2 separate regions of the Mus musculus genome follow, and region 1 is linked to region 2. Evidence: chromatin loops called from intact Hi-C (ENCODE). Cell type or tissue: heart. All regions are shown on one strand. Each heading gives the region's core, and the rest is flanking DNA. Links, peaks and the distances in the headings are about the cores only.

Evidence for each region. A loop is a pair of places that touch in the nucleus more often than their neighbours do. Peaks named below come from ENCODE experiments on the same cell type or tissue, not always from the same donor. Only the 100,000 strongest peaks of a DNase experiment are listed, where the experiment ranks them.
Region 1: a loop joins it to region 2, with 4 times the contacts of the local background. A loop is called at or near these places in 9 of 42 quality-filtered maps.

Annotation. Positions count from the first base shown.
Region 1 is chr4:129,404,460-129,409,835 of GRCm38, reverse strand. No RefSeq gene overlaps it. Among named protein-coding and RNA genes, the nearest start is that of C330020E22Rik, 24 kb to the right of the region's middle. In heart, for the core only: a CTCF peak has its summit at 3,073; a DNase peak (open chromatin) is centred at 3,245; H3K4me3 peaks cover 783 bases; H3K27ac peaks cover 350 bases; H3K27me3 peaks cover 360 bases.
Region 2 is chr4:129,347,718-129,353,093 of GRCm38, reverse strand. Zbtb8os (zinc finger and BTB domain containing 8 opposite strand) reads right to left here. Exons shown (of 7, transcript NM_025970.4): 7 at 3,223-5,376. Among named protein-coding and RNA genes, the nearest start is that of Zbtb8os, 14 kb to the right of the region's middle. In heart, for the core only: a CTCF peak has its summit at 2,258 (motif pointing left); a DNase peak (open chromatin) is centred at 2,233.

The DNA.
Region 1 (5,376 bases), core at 237-5,236, 57 kb before region 2:
TGTGTGCTGTTTTGCCGTGTGTGTGTGTGTGTGTGTTTATAGTATGTATGCATATATCTCTATATATCTATACATATATATATGTATACACACACACACACACACACACACATATAAAACTAAACCCAAGAGATTGTAAAGCAATAAATGAGTGGCTATAACTCATATAACCTGAAATTTACTTATTTCTGCTGTCTTAGCTTTTCATCTTAATGTTTTTAAAACATATGTGCATATTTGTGTTTTAAAATGATTTCAGTGGAACAACAGCTTCAAATATTTCTCATTTGAAGTCAGGAAGTTGGTCCAGTTTCAGCAATATATTGATATAATTTTACATTTTTTAAAATAGTTGAAGCTGCGTTCATTTAAGATTAGCTGGGCTTGCTGCCTGCTCTTGAGAAAAACATTTATAGCCTGAGGATTTTCTTTTTCAAAGATCCCACATAATAATATAGAACTGTTAATGTTAAATACTCTTTCCATCTGTCTCAGAACTCATTAGCTTCATTTAGCATAAGAAGGAAAAAAATAAACTGCTACTTTGTTGCTAGTGGCACAGGACTTGGCCACTTCTTGCTTACTGGTTTTTGTAAATAAAGCTTTATTGCAACTGCGGTAGCAAAGTTCAGTGCTTGTGACAGGTACCTTACTTTTCTTTTCTTTTCTTTTCTTTTCTTTTTTTCTTTTTTTTTTTTTTTGGTGTTTGTTTGTTTGTTTGTTTGTTTGTTTTGGGTTTTTTTTGGTTTTTTGAGACAGGGTTTCTCTGTGTAGCCCTGGCTGTCCTGGAACTCACTCTGTAGACCAGGCTGGCCTCGAACTCAGAAATCCACCTGCCTCTGCCTCCCAAGTGCTGGGATTAAAGGTGTGCGCCACCAGACCTGGCTGACTGGTACCTTTTATCTACAAAGCCTAAGGTGTTTGTGGGGGTTCTGAATGAGATGTCCCCCCCATAATCTCCAGCATTTGAATACTTGGTCCCCGGTGGTTAGTGTCATTACTTGGGTAGGTTTAGGAGGTGAGGTCTTGCAGGAGGAACTAGGTCACTGGAGTAAGCTTTGAGAGTTTTAAGACTTACCACATGGTTTCTAGTTCCCTCCTTCTGCTCTGGGCTTGTGGTTCAAGAAGTAAGCCCTTAGCTTCTGTTACCACGCCTTTGCTCCACCCACCATGGACTGTAACTCTCTGGAAACTTAAGTCCAAATCAACTCTTTCTACTATGAGTTGCCTTGGTCATGGTGTTTTATTATAGCAATAGAAGAAATACATTGCTCACTAAAGTAAGTGTTCCTTTACAGAATTTGCCTCCCTGTGATCTATTCTGCAAAGTCCTGGACAGGACTGCAGATCTGTTGTTCTTCCTCCGGCAATCTGTAAATATCGCTGGGATTAGAGTGGTGTGTATGGCAGTCAGTCAGTGGAGGACATGATGGATCTGTGGGAGGCTGAGGGGAAGTGGCTAGGAGGATCTGGCCAAGAGAAAGATGATCCTTTTGATCTATTCCAAGGAAATATGCCTGGGTCCTCGGGGGTTGGGGGGGACCCCAAAGAACAAAGAAACAAAGAAAAAAAAAAACAAGACAAAAAAATGACTTGGGTTCTGTCCAGGAAAGACGTTTCCTCAGATGACAGGGCATCCCTTGGGTCAGGCAGCCAAGGTTTCGGGGCTCACCTGGGAATTAGGGCAGGATCAGTTTCATAGATCAAGAAAATCATGGCCTGGAGCTGGGGACATACCTCAGGGTGGAGCACTTGCCTCGCAGGCACAGGACCCCTGGTTCATCCCCAGCATCACCAGAAAAAAATGATGGGACAGAGAGGTGGCATTGCCAGCAGATAAAAGTATTTGCTATTCTTGCAGAGGACCCGGGTTTGATTCCTGACCCCTGTGTGGTAGCTTACAATCATCAGCGACTCCAGTCCCAGGGTATCCAATGCCTTCCTCTGGCCTCTGTAGGCACCAGGTACAATTCACCTGCATGGGCAAACACTCATATACAAAATAAAAAAAGAGTCCTGGCAGGAAGATGTTTGGGGACAATGTAGGTGATAAGGCTACCTAACTTAGGGTGGGATCCTGTGTCCTTGAAAGCCCTAGTAAGCCAGGCTCAGCCTCCTGTCTTTGATAAAACTGATGAAAAAATGCCAATAAACTGGGCAGTGGTGGCACACGCCTTTAATCCCAGCACTCCGGAGGTAGAGGCAGGCAGATTTCTGAGTTCGAGGCCAGCCTGGTCTATAAAATGGGTTCCAGGACAGCCAGGGCTATACAGAGAAACCCTGTCTCAAAAAACAAAACAAAAAAACCCAAAAAAGAAAAAAAAAACAAAAAAGCCAATAAATAGTGAAAAGCAGAAAATTTTAATTTATTCAATAAGGTCACACTGGGATGAGGTGCAAAGAGATAGGGTGGCTGTCCTAGGCCATCTTTCTGGTCCAAACATGGGAGGGGGTATAGTTTCAACTGAGGGCAATCTGTAGACATAATTATTCAGTCCTAGTCAAGGTGAGTTTCTTCCCATCACTGATCCATCACTGCTGGGTTCCAGTTAAAATGTCTTCCATTTTCATGGAGACAGGCCCCGGTTTGGTTGGCAGCAGGATCCAGCCTTTTCCATCTCCCCGTACGAGAAACCTGAGGGAGGAGGGATGGAACTCCAATTTCCAGGGCTTCTTAGTCCCAACAGTCCAGAGAGCCAGAATGAGAGACCCAAACTCCTTTTAGAATCTCCTCTTTCCCTTCAGGCGTTTGTGGACCATCAGGAGACGGTTAGTGACTAAGAGTTGTTTATTATTCAATTCCAAGTCGTTAGAGACAATCGCATGTGGAGGCTGCAAAGGGGACTGGGAGAGCAGGAACTCAATGCTGGTTTAATGTAGCCCAGGCTGGCCTTGAACTACTTGTTCAGTGGAGGGATAACCTTGAACTCTCGATTCTCTTCCAGTTGAGGGCTTTCAGGTATTGTTGAGATTACTGGTGGGCACCGCCACACCTAGTTAAATCGTGCATCAAAACGTTAAATTTTTATGAAGAGACACATCGATGTGTGTTACCTCAATGAAAAGAGAAGTGTAGTTACTGTTTCTGGACTCCAGGAGGACCTCTTGCGGGAGGATGCTCCCCTGGAGACACTGCAGGATAATGGCTGCGCTGTCGCCCAGCCTCCACCCGCCCGCCCGGGGAAAGGCGCCTGAGTCTCCTGGCAGCGACCACGGGGAGGCAGCGGGAATGGGCCGGGGCGTGCCCGCAGCAGGCGGGCGCCAGGACCGGGGGAGGGTCAGATCTGGGCGGTTGATTTATGGAGGATGTGCCGGTCTTGATTCGCTTCTGGCTATGCATCTAAGGCAGGACTATCGCGGAAGTCCTTCTTAGCGCTTGGTATCCAGAGGTCCAGGGTTTAAATCTGTCAGGTCTTATTACTGATAATGTTCACTTTTGTCTTAAATTAAGGTGGTGTCTGCCAGGATTCTTTGCTGGAAAGTTACCCCTGGCAATGGAAACGACGTTCGTACTTAAAATCACCATTTCTCTCCTTTGAAACTTGTTTTTAGGGTTTACTTATTTTACGTGTATGAATATTTTGCCTGTGGGCTTGTGCAACACATGTGCCCCTGGTGCCTGGGTCAGAAGAGAATGTCCGATCCCCTGGAGCTGGAGTTATGGATGGTTGGGAGTTGCTATGTGGGTGCTGGAAGTTGAACCCCAGTGCTCCAGAACAGCAAGGGCTCTAAACCACTAGGCCATCTTTCCAAACACTCTTGTTCTTTTTAAACATTTTAAACATAATATTTATTTTTAAATGCAGACTCCCCATTTCTGATTTTATTCCTGATTGTAATCTGTTGCTGTCATTCACATTTAATGCTCTGAGTCAGGCCAATGAAAGCCTCTTCAGGACAGCTGTCTGTGTTTCTAGTTGATGTGTCTCCACTGTTCTCTGGCTGCGTTCTTCCCTCTGATACAGGATGCTCTGGCCTCATCTTCTGTACTTCCCTACCCGGCTTAGGCTTAGAATCAGGTACTTCTCCGGAGAGCCCTGGTTCTGCTGAGTAAACAATGTGATATCTTGAGACAGGATCTTCCTTGGTTTGTATTTTGGGGTCTCCTGCCTCTGTCTATAAATGCTAGGATTATAGATAGGTACCACAAGGTCTACAGGGAGTGGGGATTTAGAACTCGATCTGAGCCCTGGGTGGTGTGCTGGTGCATACCTGTAATCCCACCACTGGGAGAATGGAGACAGGAAAATGTGGATGAACTCCTCTAAGTTGACTCCATCTTTAAAAAAAAAAAGGCCAGTCATGGTGAGTAGCGCATACCTTTAATCCCAGCACCTAAAGGCAGAGATAAGACAGTCCACATATTGAGTTGTGAGTTTCAGGCCAGCCAGGGCTAAAGAAGGGGTGAGGAAGAGGAGGAGGAGGAGGAGAAAAGGTAGATGGCCGGTGAGCTCATAGGTTTTGATTTGAGGCCCTCTCAGAAGACATTTCTTTCATACACCAATAGATAAATGAGTTATAAAACATATGGAAAATAATATAGAGTGATTATAGACTCATAATAGAAATAATAAGAAATATACAGTGATTAGATAGACTCCAGTTCCAATCAATGAAACAGAAGTTACTGTATTTTTCTCCTCTCTTCTATTTTCTCATGTATCTACACTAAAGATGAGTACTGACACGTTTGCTCTTTATTTTTGTAAAACATAACAGTATTAGGGTAAAATACAACCTTCAGAAAAATCTGAGATTTATTGTTATTTTTATTTTAATGTGAGTGTAGATGTACCATATGTGTGCCTGATACCCTTGGAAGCCGGAAGAGGCCATCGAATGCCTTAGATTTGGAGTCACGGGTCATTGTGAGCCACTCTGTAAGTCCTGGGAACTGAACGCTGGTCCTCTGGAAGATCAGTAGGTGCTCTTAACCACTGAGCCATTTCTTCAGCCCCTTCCCATTGGTAAACTTTCAAACCACCAAAAGTAAAGAAAGGAAAGTCACCAACCATCTCAGCCACAGCAGCCACAATGGCACAGTCCTGTAATCCTGGCATGCAGAAGGGTGAAGCAGCGGGATACAGACTCCAGGATAGCCAGGGCTCCCAAGCAGGAATCCATCTGACAGAACAAAACAAAACAACAACAACAAAAACATAAAAAAGGGCTGGAGAGATGGCTCAGCGGTTAAGAGCACTGACTGCTCTTCCAGAGGTCCTGAGTTCAAATCCCAGCCACCACTTGGTGGCTCACAACCATCCGTAATGGGATCTGATCCCCTCTTCTGGTGTGTCTGAAAACAGCTATAATGTATTTACATACATAAAATAAGTAAATAAATCTTAAAAATAAATAAATAAAAACAACCCAAGC
Region 2 (5,376 bases), core at 227-5,226:
TCCTTCACGTAGTGGCTCGCCTGGGTTCAAGAAAGGTACAGTGGTAAAGTGCCGGGTCTGCCTGAGGTACACCACAAAGACTGTGGGGGGATTTGAAGCACGGTGCTGGCGTGGTAGCAACTGCCAGTGGGAACCTAGCAAGCTGGGTGGAGTTCTGAGTTAGAATCTCCACGAGATAAAAACAGGTCGGCCATTGCCCGCCAGTGCATGGCCAGCCAGGCTGCTGAGGCACACGGTTATAAGACTGCATTCAGGAGCCTGGCCATCCATCTGCAGGACCTAGCCTCAGGTCTGTGAGTCAGAGAGGCCCCCAGCAGTAAGAGTACTCACTGTCTACTCTTTAAAGGACGAAATATTTGAGTCCTTGCACTCACAACCTCCTGTAACTCCACAAACTCTGTATCTATGGGATCAAATACCTACTCTGGTCTCCACAGGCACCAGGCTCTGAAGTGTAGGCAAAACATGTATCACATTATGTATATCATACCCATAACCTTTAAATTTATGAGGTGGAAGCAGGCAGGGCTCTGAGTTTGGAGGCTGCCTGGTCAACAGAGTGAGTTCCAGGGCAGCCTCCAGAGAAACCCTGTCTTGAAAGAAAACAAACATTTTTTTGTAAGTCTGAAATAACTTATAACACAATTCCACTATTTTGAGTGGTTTAGGATTATGACTGAGAGGTAATAGGCCTGAATCAGCTCATAGCTCAGTTTTGCTTTGTTTCTTCTTTTGAGGCAGGTTTTTCCTGTGTGGCCCTGGCTATTCTGGAACTCGCTCTGTAGACTAGACTGTCCTCAAACTCAGAGATCCTCCTGCCTCCGCCTCTGCCTCCTGCATGCTGGGATTAAAGATGTGCACCACCACCACCTGGCCATAGTTGAATTGTCATAGAATTAATACTATTCTTGGAAAGTGGCTGGAAAGATCGCTCAGCAGTTAAGAGCACTGCCTAGTCTTTCAGAGGAGCCAGGTTGGTGACTCGAGTTCATCTTGTCTCTGGGCATTGCATGTATGTGGTACACAGACATATGAATGGAAAAAAAAACAAAACAAAACCAAAAAACCCATGCCTATACAAACAAATCTTTCTTAAATTATATTTTTTAAAAAAATTATGTAGGGGCTGGAGACATGCTCAGTGGTTAAGAGCAGTGACTGCTCTTCCAGAGGTCCTGGGTTCAATTCCCAGCAATCACATGGTGGCTCACAACCATCTGCAATGAGATCAGATGCCCTCTTCTGGTGTGTCTGAAGACAGTGTACTCATATACATAGACTGGATAATTCTTTTAAAATTCATGTTCATGAGCTCATCTTGATTGGTGGGACAGTGCAATTAGGTCAAGGTCAAGGTGACGGTGCAGAGATGACTCAGGAGGAAGCCAGTGCTTGCCATGCAGGTAGAAGGCCCAAATTTTGGTCCTCAGAACCCATGTAAGGATTCAGACATGGCTGCTCCATATGTACCCAGTGCTCCTTGGGGTGTGGAAATGAGCAGATCCCTAGAAGTAAGTCCCGGGTTCAGTGAAGAAACCCTGTCTCAAGAACTGAGGGAGAGAACGAGAAGCTAGCATTGAGCGCCATGCAGATGTGCATGTGTGAGCTTCTACACACGGGTGTATACACAAACTATGGCGCAGAGTGCTTGCTCTGTAAGCTTGAAACCCTGAGTCTGAATTCCTAGAACCCATAACAAAGCCAAGTGTGTGTGGGAGGGTGAATACATATGGAGCTGGAAGCTGTCTGGGCTATTCAGCCAAGCTAAAATGCGGTGCTTCCAGCTCCCCTAGAGCCGACAGGGCTGAGTTGGTGAGGAAGACTGGGCAAACTGTCCCAGCCTCCATACACCCACACAACCATGTACATACACTACTCGCATACATAACAAAAGTAGCCAGGAAACACACTGCTAAGAGCCATGTCAGCGGGTGAAGATGAAGATCCTTCAATATAACCCTTTTCCTCTTTAAAAGTAAACTGGAGTCGGGTGTGTGGTGATGTGTACCATAATCCCAGCACTTGGGAGGCAGAAGCACCCAGATGAGTTTGAAGCCAGCCTGGCTGAGATTACATGGAGAAACCTTGTCTCAGAAAGCCCAACAAACAAAAGCCCTAAAATTAAAAAGAAATAACCTGGAGGTGGAACTGAAGAAATAGCTCAGCAGTTGCTAACACTGGGTCAGAGCCCAGCCCTGACAAGGCCACTAACAACCATCTGCTACACAGGGTCTAGGGGACCCTGTGCCCTCTTGTGGCCTCTACTGGTACTGCATGGCACACTTACATGCAGGCAAAACACTCATTCACATAGAAACAACCATACAAAATAAAAATATTGAAAAAGGTTGCGTTTTGAATTTGAGGCTGGACCATGCACCACTGGCCTGGAACAGTATGTAGGCCAGGCTGACCTACCCTAAACTCAAGTTCTGCCTGCCTCTGGAGTGCTGGGATTAAAGCACACGTGTGTGCAGGGGACTTGTCAGCTTTTAAGAATAATTCCTAACCTTGTGTGGTGGTCCATACCTTTTTCCCTCTTAAAGATTTATTTTTTATTTTATGTTTGTGCTTTGCCTGCACTTATGACTGCTATATGTGTGCCATGCCTGTAGAGGACTGCAGTTGATCTCCCAGAAATGGAGTTTCAGTTGTTAGCCACCCGGTGGGTGTTAGGAATTGTACCAGATCTCCTCTACAAGATCAAGTGCTTGGTTGTTTTGTTGTTGTTTTCACTTTGTTTTTTGAGACAAGGTTTCTCGGTGTAACACCCTTGGCTATCCTGGAACTTGCTCAGAAGACCAGGCTGCCTCTCCTCCCAGCGCTGGGATTAAAGACATGAGCCTGGCTCAACCAGTGCTCAATTCTCTCTCCAGCCCCAGACTCATGCCTTTTAATCTCAGCACTCAAGGGAGGCAGGAAGATCTCTGTAAATTGGAGGCCAGCATGGTATACATATGGAGTTTTAGCCTAGCCAAGGCTACACAGTAAGATCCTGTGTAAAACAAGACACAAGGAATAATTTGTAACATTTATGTCATGAGGCGAGGTGATAGTGGTGGCACATGCCTTGAGTTCTAAGAACTTGGGGAACAGTGGCAGACAGATCTCTGAGTTCAAGGCCAGCCTGGTCTACAGAGTGAGTTCCAGGGCAGCCAGGCACCACCACCACCACCACCACAGAAACAAAATTTATGTCATGCTGTATTTTTTACGAAGTGCTTTTTCCTCAGTTCCTCGTTTAATCAGTGAGCTTACAATTACAACTTCATTTGTAGCTAGGGATGAATGGAAAATGGCTGACAGGAGCTCTGTCTGTGGAAAATGATGGATACCTGTGGGAATGAAGAGGTGCTTGCCTGGAATCCAAATGGTGTTTTACAGAGTTCCTTCTGCCTGAACACCAGCAGTCTGTCACAGTGCCACCAGCAGTTGAAATCGCCTCTTTACAAACAAGGCTTTCTTGTTGTCTATACAAAACTCCCTCCAGTTTACCTGCTAGAGCAGTTGTTCTCAACCTGTGGATCTCGATCTCTTTGGCGAATCTCCATCTCCAAAAATATTCGCTTGTAATTCGTAACAGTAGCAAAGTAACAAGTTATGAAGTTGTAATGAACCACAACGTGAGGGGAAGGGCTGTAGTAAGGATGCGATGGAGCATCTATCTATTCTGTCATTTCAGTGTCACAGAAGACCGTCTAAGGGCTGAGATGGCGTTAGGGATGGGGGTGTGCACTGTGTATTTCAGATGCTCACTTCTATGAGCCCCAGACCCCTCTTTGCAGTCAGGATGATGGCACGGTTATCTTAATGTTATGTAAAAACTGTTTGCCAACACCTCTGATTGGCTAATACAGAGCTGGGCAGGAGAAGAGAATAAATAGGGCAGGGTTTTGGATCATAGTTGGGGGTACTAAAAGAGGAGGAGACCAAGGAGAGAGGGAGTCAAGAGAGGGTGTGGGAAAAGGAGGGACAGAGGGAGGAAGCAGGGGAGGAAGAGACAAGAGAAAGGTGTAGAGAGACCTGGAAGAACCAGGAGGATTCACCATGAGGTTGCCATGAGAGAGCAGCCAGGAAGACACCCGTGGACCAGAGTAAGCCAGGACAAGATCTCCACTTGTCTCAGAGCTGGAGGTAGTGGTATGCAGACACTCAGCTTCTTATATAGGTGCTGGGATACAAACCCCCGCCCTGATTGCTCAGCAAGAGCTGCTAATCACTAAGCCATCTCTTCAACCCTAAATAGGTTAAAAACAGGTTTTTTGGGTGGTGGTGGTGGTGGTGGTGGTGGTGGTGGTGGTTGTTCTCTAACTGGATGCATAGACTGGATTAATAAAACCGCAGCATGTTGGGGCAGACCTTTAATCCCAGTACTTAGAAGGAGGAGGCAGGTACTTTGAGTTCAAGGCCAACCTGGTCTACACAGTGGAACCTTGTCTCAAAAAAGTAAAGAAATGAAATTTCAGGAGGGTGTGGTGGTACACGTTTTTAATCCTAGCACCCAGGAGGCAGAGGCAGGTAGATCTTTGAGCTCAAGGCCAGCCTGGTCTACAAATTGAGTCCAGGAGAGTCAGGGCTCTGTTATACAGAGAAACTTTATCTTAAAAAAACCAAAAGAGGGCTGGTGAGATGGCTCAGTGGGTAAGAGCACCCGACTGCTCTTCCGAAGGTCCAGAGTTCAAATCCCAGCAACCACATGGTGGCTTACAACCATCTGTAACAAGATCTGACTCCCTCTTCTGGTGTGTCTGAAGATAGCTACAGTGTACTTACTATAATAATAAATAAAATTAAAAAAAAAAACAAAAGATAAACAAAATAAAATTACATGTCAGAAAGGTCTATATGTAAGATATAATGTCAAATATTCATCCTAAGAAAATATTAAGTATTGCTGCTTAAAAAGAAGAGAGAAAATCAGGAGTCTTCTAAGAAGTCTTCTAGAGGGTTCTACTCAGAACCAACTGGAACAGAGGATGGCTCTGCCCCTTAGCAATGTAAAACCATGACCTCAGCCTACATGGTGAGCATGTTCTCTGCTCCACACTTGTCTCTACACCTGTCTTTTCTGAGACAGGGACATGTTCAATTGCCCAGGCTAGCTCTTAACTCATTCTATAGCCAAAGCTGGCCTTGAATTCAGGATCCTGAGTGTTGAGATCACAGGCATATAATATGTCTATCATACCCAGCTCAAATGACATTAAGTTGGATTCGGCCCTGGAGGCTGCTTACACCAGCAGGCAGTCCCTTCTGAGACACGCTGGAGCACCTGCATTCCAGGGAAGAACAAAGTAAGGCAACTAGAAGGAAGACCAATGCGTGGATACCTCATTCCTCCTTAGAACAGGGAACAAAGTACCCATGGAAGGAGTT